2 separate regions of the Homo sapiens genome follow, and region 2 is linked to region 1. Evidence: chromatin contacts called from ENCODE Hi-C or POLR2A ChIA-PET data. All regions are on one chromosome and are shown on one strand. The core of a region is the stretch at or near the end of the contact, and the rest is flanking DNA. Distances in the headings are between cores, read along the strand shown.

Evidence for each region. A loop is a pair of places that touch in the nucleus more often than their neighbours do. ChIA-PET counts read pairs that join two places held with the same protein, here RNA polymerase II (POLR2A). Pooled maps may share reads with other maps.
Region 2: a loop to region 1 is called in a map of GM12878, with 2.6 times the contacts of the local background. The contact joins the promoter of MIR3945HG here to the enhancer-like site in region 1. A Hi-C loop is called at or near these places in 1 of 168 maps with a recorded cell type or tissue (GM12878), 14 of 37 single-sample maps with no recorded cell type and 8 of 50 pooled maps. POLR2A ChIA-PET finds 5 or more read pairs at or near these places in 2 of 52 experiments (GM10248 and activated B cell).

The regions. Positions count from the first base shown.
Region 1 is chr4:184,280,827-184,284,609 of GRCh38, reverse strand. All of the region lies in intron 1 of LOC105377582 (a long non-coding RNA gene), which reads left to right. Among named protein-coding and RNA genes, the nearest start is that of MYL12BP2, 32 kb to the left of the region's middle. RefSeq lists enhancers at 815-934, 1,075-1,334, 1,735-1,784, 2,735-2,884, 2,905-2,974 and 3 more. Within about 2 kb of position 2,094, at least 15 of the 41 ENCODE cell types and tissues checked have a DNase peak (open chromatin) inside an H3K27ac peak, as active enhancers do; they include GM12878, where a contact is called at or near this core.
Region 2 is chr4:184,853,801-184,857,583 of GRCh38, reverse strand. MIR3945HG (MIR3945 host gene) reads left to right here and starts at 1,932. Exons shown (of 3, transcript NR_132989.1): 1 at 1,932-2,115.

The sequences.
Region 1 (3,783 bases), core at 845-3,344:
GCAGTCCACAATGTCATTTCATGTGAAATAGTACCGGGGAGAGCTTTCCAACCTTCTCCATGTCAAGGCACATACAAGAAATGACACATTAGTCCAGCCACAGGGGTCAGCGTGGAGGCTCCTGGAGACCCATCCTCCTACCTAGGCCGCAGGAGGACGCCTCTCACACTGCAATCCCCCTGCTCCTGCTTAGGGCAGAGAAGAAACTCGCGGTGTTTTTTATTGGAAGCACCGGAATTACTGGACTTAGGATGTCTGTCCCAAGAAGGGGAGGAGCAGGGGCGGGGACATCCCTGGCAAGGGTGACGTTTGAGGAAAAACGGCAGGCTGATCTGGCCAAGCTGCTGGGCACCCCTGGTCTACCCGGCCCGGGAAGCATCAGGAGCCTGTCAGAGGGGACCTGGTGGCGGGCACCTGGATGGCAGAGGGAGGCGGACAACAGTTCCGGGACAGCGCGCTCCCATCTCCTGCTGTTTTGAGAGCCTCTTCCCCTGCTTCCTGCCCCAGAAAGCCCCATGCCTTCCTCGGGAAGGTCACTCACGGGTAAGCTCAGCATGGCTGTGACGGGTCTGGGTCCGGTGATGCTCAGCTTGGGAGACTCCAGAGAACCCGCACGTGGGGCCTAGTGCCCGCAGACACCCGTGGGGTCGGGGGTACTGTTTGCTCTCCAAGCCACCAGCCAGGTTGTGCACAACGCCAGGACAACTCTTCAGGGCTGAGACACGTGGCTTCCCTGGGCCCAGCACCTGGGCAGCACGTTCCGTGTGTATGCCCTGAAATCACACCAACGCATGCAGCCAACCCCGAGACTCAACCCCAAGGCCAGGACACGGGGCCAGTCCTGGAGCAGCACAACGGGGTGCCCAGCTGTGACCCTGCCTACCCGGAACCCTGAGTCTGGTGGCACTGGAGGCTCAGCATCACAATGATCCTTTCTTGTGTTACCAAAAAAAAAAAAAAAAAAAGTTTAACAAATACAGGCCATTGTTCTTACTTTTTAAAAAAAGGACTGACTGCTTAGGGGACTGCAGCCATTTAGCCCTGCCTGACCTCCAAGAGTGAAGGGGCAGAGTCCCCACCTGTCACCATCTGCAGGACAGCCATGCGCCGCTGCACTCTCTTTGGCTGAGAACCTCCAGCATTGGTTATAGGCCCCACTGTGGACCCAAAGTGAAACTCTGAAAATAGAAATAAAGCAGCTCATGCTCCAGCAAACAAATACTATGATTTCTGTCTACTGAAAGAAATGAGTAATCAACCTCTCAAAAGTCAGAATTCAACTACAGCATGTTCACAAAACCACTCACACTGCCCCCAGATGGGCACAGATGTTGACTCTGCATCTGTTCTAATTTTCCTCATGAACCTGTGCCCACTGGGGTAACAGGAAAAACAAACTGAACTGTGTTTAGCATGAGCTGGTAAACTTAGTCTGTTTGCAATGATAGAAACTACTCCAGCTTAAAACAAACACTCAGCCCCTTAGCAGAGACGTGCAGATGTTCGGATTTGATTGCCCTCTCCGGCTCCATGGCAAGGTGAGGCCTGTGCTCTGGATAGAGTGACCATCACAAATCATCTTCCAAGACGGGCACTTTTTTTTCATTTTTAGAAACAAGTGCCTGGTTTAGAATGCAATGCGTGTAAAAATAATGCAGTGCTGTCCGTGTCCCCAAACCATCCTCAGGTAACCGTGGTTAGCAGTGTCCTTCCAAATATGCTCCCTGCATAGAGGAACCTTGCACACATAGGTGAGCTTTTTCTCATTATTACTTGGAATTACAGCATGCATCTTATTCTATAATATTTATTTTTTAACCACTCAGGTCAGATCAATCCGAGATGTGTTTGAGAGAGAAAGAGGGCACTATTAATAATTATGCCAGTAGAGCAGGTGATGTTTGTTCACCCTAGTTAGAGAGGAGAGGTGTGGCTTAGGAAAACTCATGGCAGAGCAGACAGTGAGGCCCAGTTTGTATCCTGTATTGACATGCCAGTCTGTGCAACAAAGCGGCTGGGTTGGGCCGCTTCCTGCACTGTTGCCCTCTGAGGTGTGACTGGCCTCCTCTGGCCTTTTGGGGTGATGCACTGCAGACCACGGTGGAGTCTGAGGACCCGGAAAGTGTTTTCTGGTTTTGATGACTGATTCACACTAAGGCTTGTTTGAAGCCGTCTGAGATCTCTGTGTGCCAAGGCATCTCAGTATGGCTGTGTGCCCTTCATGTGGCTCGGGGAAACTGTCAGGACTCCAGGGTGCGACATGCAGGCCCCTGCACCCTACAGCCCCGCCTTGGGTTTAACTGTCATCCACTTGCACTGTTTTGGGTGTGGTGCTGAGCTGGAATTCTCTGGGACCAGAAACTTCCCCTTCCTCTGCCCAGAAAAGTGGACAATCAAGGTTCCCAGGCTCACTGATCTGGGTATTTCTAAAGCCTCTCTCTTCCTGCTTGAGAGCTGTTTCTGTCCTCAGAGAAGGGATAAACTGAAATCCCAGATTTTGTCATCCTTGATCTCCCTCTCTTTCCCTTCCTCCTGCAACCTCTCAGTTCCAGAAAATGCAGGCTGTCCATTTCCTCCAAGTCAGAACCTCCTGCTAAGGATGCCACTGAAGGACTGGAGGGATTTTTCTAAACTGATCCGGGCCTATGATGTGGGTCATCTAATTTGGTTTTTGACCTACTAAGAAAACCAGAAAACCCTCTCAATAGCAATCTGCTTTCCAGCTGATTATCTTACTACAGACATAAACAGAAATTCAACGTGATGGTCAGCGTTGAGCAGAGATGCCACGGTGTTGGTGGGTACTGCTTTTCCCCTGAAGCGCTCCACTCCAGTCTGTCAAAGGGCAGCAAGCCTCCAGTAGTTACAGAAATGGTAACATTGCCAAGATCTGCTTCATCCTTTGGCTGTTGAACGGGTGGCTTATGGCCCCTGAGCTCACGACAAGGAAAGAGAGAAAGAAAAGTGAAAAAGAGGGCCCCCACCACCTACCTACCTGCTGCTGTTCCAGCTCATCAAAAACAAAAGTCTAAAACAGTGGCTGGAAAGTACCTTGCATGATCCCTTCACAGAAACAATAGAGAGGAGCAGCTGCACAGGGACCACGGGACACCAGGCAGACATTCTCCCATTGCTTCTCCTGCCTTTAGCATCCTTTTATCTTGCTTCTCCCATAATCCAAGCATCAGATCCCATTTCCCTCTGAATTCTCCTACTTCTCCCAGCACTTTATAAAACCGAGTCCTGTCCCCAGAGCCCCAGGTCAGTGCTCCCGGCACACCCAGCAGGAAACAGCAGGGTGGGGGCCAGGCAGTGGGTGGAAGGGGCACAGGAGTGGGAGAAGGCAGGCCTGGGGCTGAATCTCGGTGCAAATGCGTGAACTGCAACAATTTATTTATTCCGAGTCTCAGTTTCCTTATTTGTAAAATAAGAATATTATCATCTACTTAATGGGCTGTGGGAGTTAAATATGCTCAGGAGTGTGTAACTGATTCTCTGTGAAGAAACCTGTCCTTGTGTGAAGAAGCCAACCATGCTTTTGTGAACAAATGTGCACCTGAAAGAGCCAATCCTTCAAGATAGATCCTGAGCTGCTAACTGGGCCTACGTTTATAACAGAGCCAAGCGGCCCTTTGCTGGCTAGAGGTCACAGATGTACTCTGAGTTCTGGGGAAACCTACACCTATGTTTAACTGTGGACTTTCAGAGCTTGCCTGAACCAACCAATCAGAGCTCCCCCACCTTGGCCAATCAGGGCCTAGCTGTGTCAACCAATCAAAACTC
Region 2 (3,783 bases), core at 683-3,182, 570 kb before region 1:
GTGGCTCACGCTTGTAATCCCAGCACTTTGGGAGGCCAAGGCAGGTGAATCACGAGGTCAGGAGTTCAAGACCAGACTGGCCAAGATGGTGAAACCCCGTCTCTACTAAAAATTCAAAAATTAGCTGGATGTGGTGGCGGGCACCTGTAATCCCAGCTACTCGGGAGGCTGAGGCAGAGAATTGCTTGAACCCGGGAGGCAGAGGTTGCAGTGAGACAAGATCGTGCCACTGCACTCCAGCCTGGGTGACAGAGCAAGACTCCATCTCAAAAAAAAAAGAAAAAAAAAAGAGCATTAAATATATGACATCTTTAAAACTGTGTGGATTTAGAACTGAGGTATCTTCTTTGTTACCTGAGGAGGGAAACATGCTTATGGGGCTAATGTCATTTTAATTTTGGGGTAGGTCTGTCTGTCTTCTGTGGGGTGGGGGAGAGTGAAAATTTTCTCTGCTGTAGGTGAAGACCTCTAGGCTTTATTTTCAACTCATATGCCTCATGCTATTGTTCGAGAATCATCTTTTCTATTCATATAAGCTATATCATACTGATCTTTTTTTTAACCTTATTTATTATTTTTTATTTTTGAGATGGAGTCTCCCCCTGTCACCCAGGCTGGAGTATAGTGGTGCAATCTCAGTTCACTGCAACCTCTGCCTCCAGGGTTCAAGTGATTCCCCTGCCTCAGCCTCCAGAGTAGCTGGGATTACAGGCGCGCACCACCACACCTGGATAATTTTTGTATTTTTAGTAGAGACGGGGTTTCACCATGTTGTCCAGGCTGGTCTCGAACTCGTGACCTCGGGTGATCCGCCCGACTCAGCCTCCCAAAGTGCTGGGATTACAGACATGAGCCACTGCACTCAGCCCCCCTTTTTTTTTTTAACTTTAAAATCCACTTGTGACACTTTTGTAAAATACCATCAACCTTGTGTATTAAGCTACTGTTGTGACAGCCATGATAATTTCCCTCTGAAAATGGTTTGGAGACATGAAATAATAAAAATAACCTTTAAAATGCATTATCACTCTGATTCTATTAGGAAAAACGGAAGTCACTGGATTTAAACTATGTCAATGCCCTGTACTTTCTGTCTGTCAGTAGGTGCTGTAACTGTTGGCTAAATGATTATTTTTCATGCTTCCTTTCTCATTTCTGCTTTTTTAGATATTTAAAATGTCCTTGTTTCTTGGTGAGCAGAATTATTTCCTACCTCATGACCATGAGTCATGACCTTATACTCTTCTTTCAGTACAGGAGAAAGCTTCATTAATTTACTAATGCATTCATTCCACAAGTAAACTTCTGCAATCCTCGTTTATTCATATACTTTGACAAAAACAAAGAGACCCACAAGCTTTTTGAGTCTTCACAACCCAAAACATGTATTTGAAACTGAAAATTCAATCATTCCATGTTTATAGGCATATTGCTTGATAGAAACATATAAATCATTACCTGAATTTTTTTTTTTTTTTTTTTTTTTTGAGACGGAGTCTCACTCTGTCACCCAGGCTGGAGTGCAGTGGTGCAGTCTCAGCTCACTACAACCTCTGCCTCCCGGGTTCAAGCTATTCTCCTGCCTCAGTCTCCTGAGTAGCTGGGATTACAGGCGCCCACCACCACACCCGGCTAATTTTTTTTTTTTAATTTTTAATCGAGACGGAGTTTTACCATGTTGGCCACGCTGGTCTCGAACTCCTGACCTCTGGTGATCCACCCGCCTTGGCCTCCCAAAGTGCTGGGATTACAGGCATGAGCCACCGCGCCCAGCCTGGATTTTTTTTAATCCAACCCAGTTCCATATTTTCCTCTAGAGAGACTGACTCACCAAGCCTATCTCCTTTTCCTGGAAACACAATCAAATTAACTTTCCAGTCACCGCTGTGTCTAGGTGTGGCCATATGAGTAGTTCTCACCAGTGGAATGTAGTGAAAACGAGATGCTGTCTCTTAGGGACTAAGGAAGCTATCTTTCCTCTTCCGACATTTGCTGACTGGTCGATGCTAGATGATCTTGAGACCCTGTGCTGAGGACTGGAGAACTACAGGAAAGGAGCAGTATCTCTGAATTATCGTGTGGAAGGTCACTTGTCTAGCCCCTGATGACTGTGAGGTAAGTCGTTAGGGATCTGGGGTTGTCTGATACAGCAGTTAGCAGGTCCTGACTGACATATCCCTCTTATTCTTTAAGTTGAACAAATTAGAGACTGGAGTGTTTTGGGTAGCCTTGCTATATGGCATGGTCGAAGACGGTGCTTCGCAGGTGATTTACAACCCTCCTACCATTTACTCTGTCTTCATTTCAAGCAGTATAACCTATAATTTCCTAATCTTCAGCAGAATAGGAAAAGGGGCTCAAAGCCACAAACACACACGCTTCCTTTCAATGTACCTTTGTTGCTCAGCCACAGTGGCGAGTTCACGCGCCTGGCAAGACCTCTCCCTATTTGGGCATTTTGTGAATACAGAAGAATGGGCGCCCTGGTGTGACCCAACATCAGAATCCAAAACATGGCATCTTTACCTAGCCCTTTTCGCTTCTTTTAGATCATTCAATAAACATAATCTGTTTTCTTTCAAAATAACATGGTTATCTAATTCCCTTCATTAGCAGCTAGCAAAAGAGGCCCTGGGCTTCCCGTGAGCTAATTCACTGGGTCCCTGAGGTCGTTGCGGGCTTTCCCTCTCACTCTTGCAACAGACACAATCTCACTTCTTTAATGTAAAGTATGGTTTTTCTGTCGAAATGTGCTTCCTGTTTTCTTTATCGTAACTTACAGGCATGATTGCCTGGGTCTTCTCTCATTATTCCCAGTCCACTGCCTCTTCATATTTAGTGGTACTTCTGTCTTACTGGTCCCTGGAAATTTATCTCAGATCATTTCCTTTTGGGTCTATCTCTTCTTTAAGAGAAATAATTTTAAAGTCAAAGCTCCATAATACAGAGATCTGTTCTCTTTCCCACCATCTGTTTTCTGAACCTCCCCTCCTGGTTCAAGCCTCTGTAGGATAATTTGAACACAAACCATTGACTGCCAACTGAAATCGAACAAGATAATGTCCAATTTGCCCTTTTTTCTCTCTGATTTGTCCCAATGTTTACATTTCTCCATCAATCAATGAACAAATCACTTTGGTACAGTGTGCCAGTAGCTTTGAGAGGAGCACAGAAGCAATACAAGCAAGCTCACCAGTAACTTATGAGGCTCGCTTACCCAAAGCCATTCAAGAATAAGACAGTAGATAACACCAGCCACCTGGTGTATATAGAAAGTGCATTCAGAGGGCCGGGCACGGTGGCTCACGCCTGTAATCCCAGCACTTTGGGAGGCCGAGGCGGGCAGATCACGAGGTCAGGAGATCGAGACCATCCTGGCTAACACGGTGAAACCCCGTCTCTACTAAAAATGCAAAAAATTAGCTGGGCGTGGTGGTGGGCGCCTGTAGTCCCAGCTACTCGGGAGGCTGAGGCAGGAGAATGGCATGAACCCGGGAGGCGGAGCTTGCAGTGAGCCGAGATCGCGCCACTGCACTCCAGGCTGGGCGACAGAGCGAGACTCTGTCTCAAAAAAAAAAAAAAGAAAAAAGAAAGTGCATTCAGAATTGGGGAGGGGAGAGATCAATGTGTGTTAGAGCCAAGGAAACATTTAGTAAAGATGGAATTTAGCCCTTAAGGACTGTCAGGCCAGAGCAATAGGAAGTACAAACATTTCATATGTAGAGAATAACACGAACAAGGCACAAGAGCAGAAATATGAGTAACAGCCTCAGTGGGTCCTAT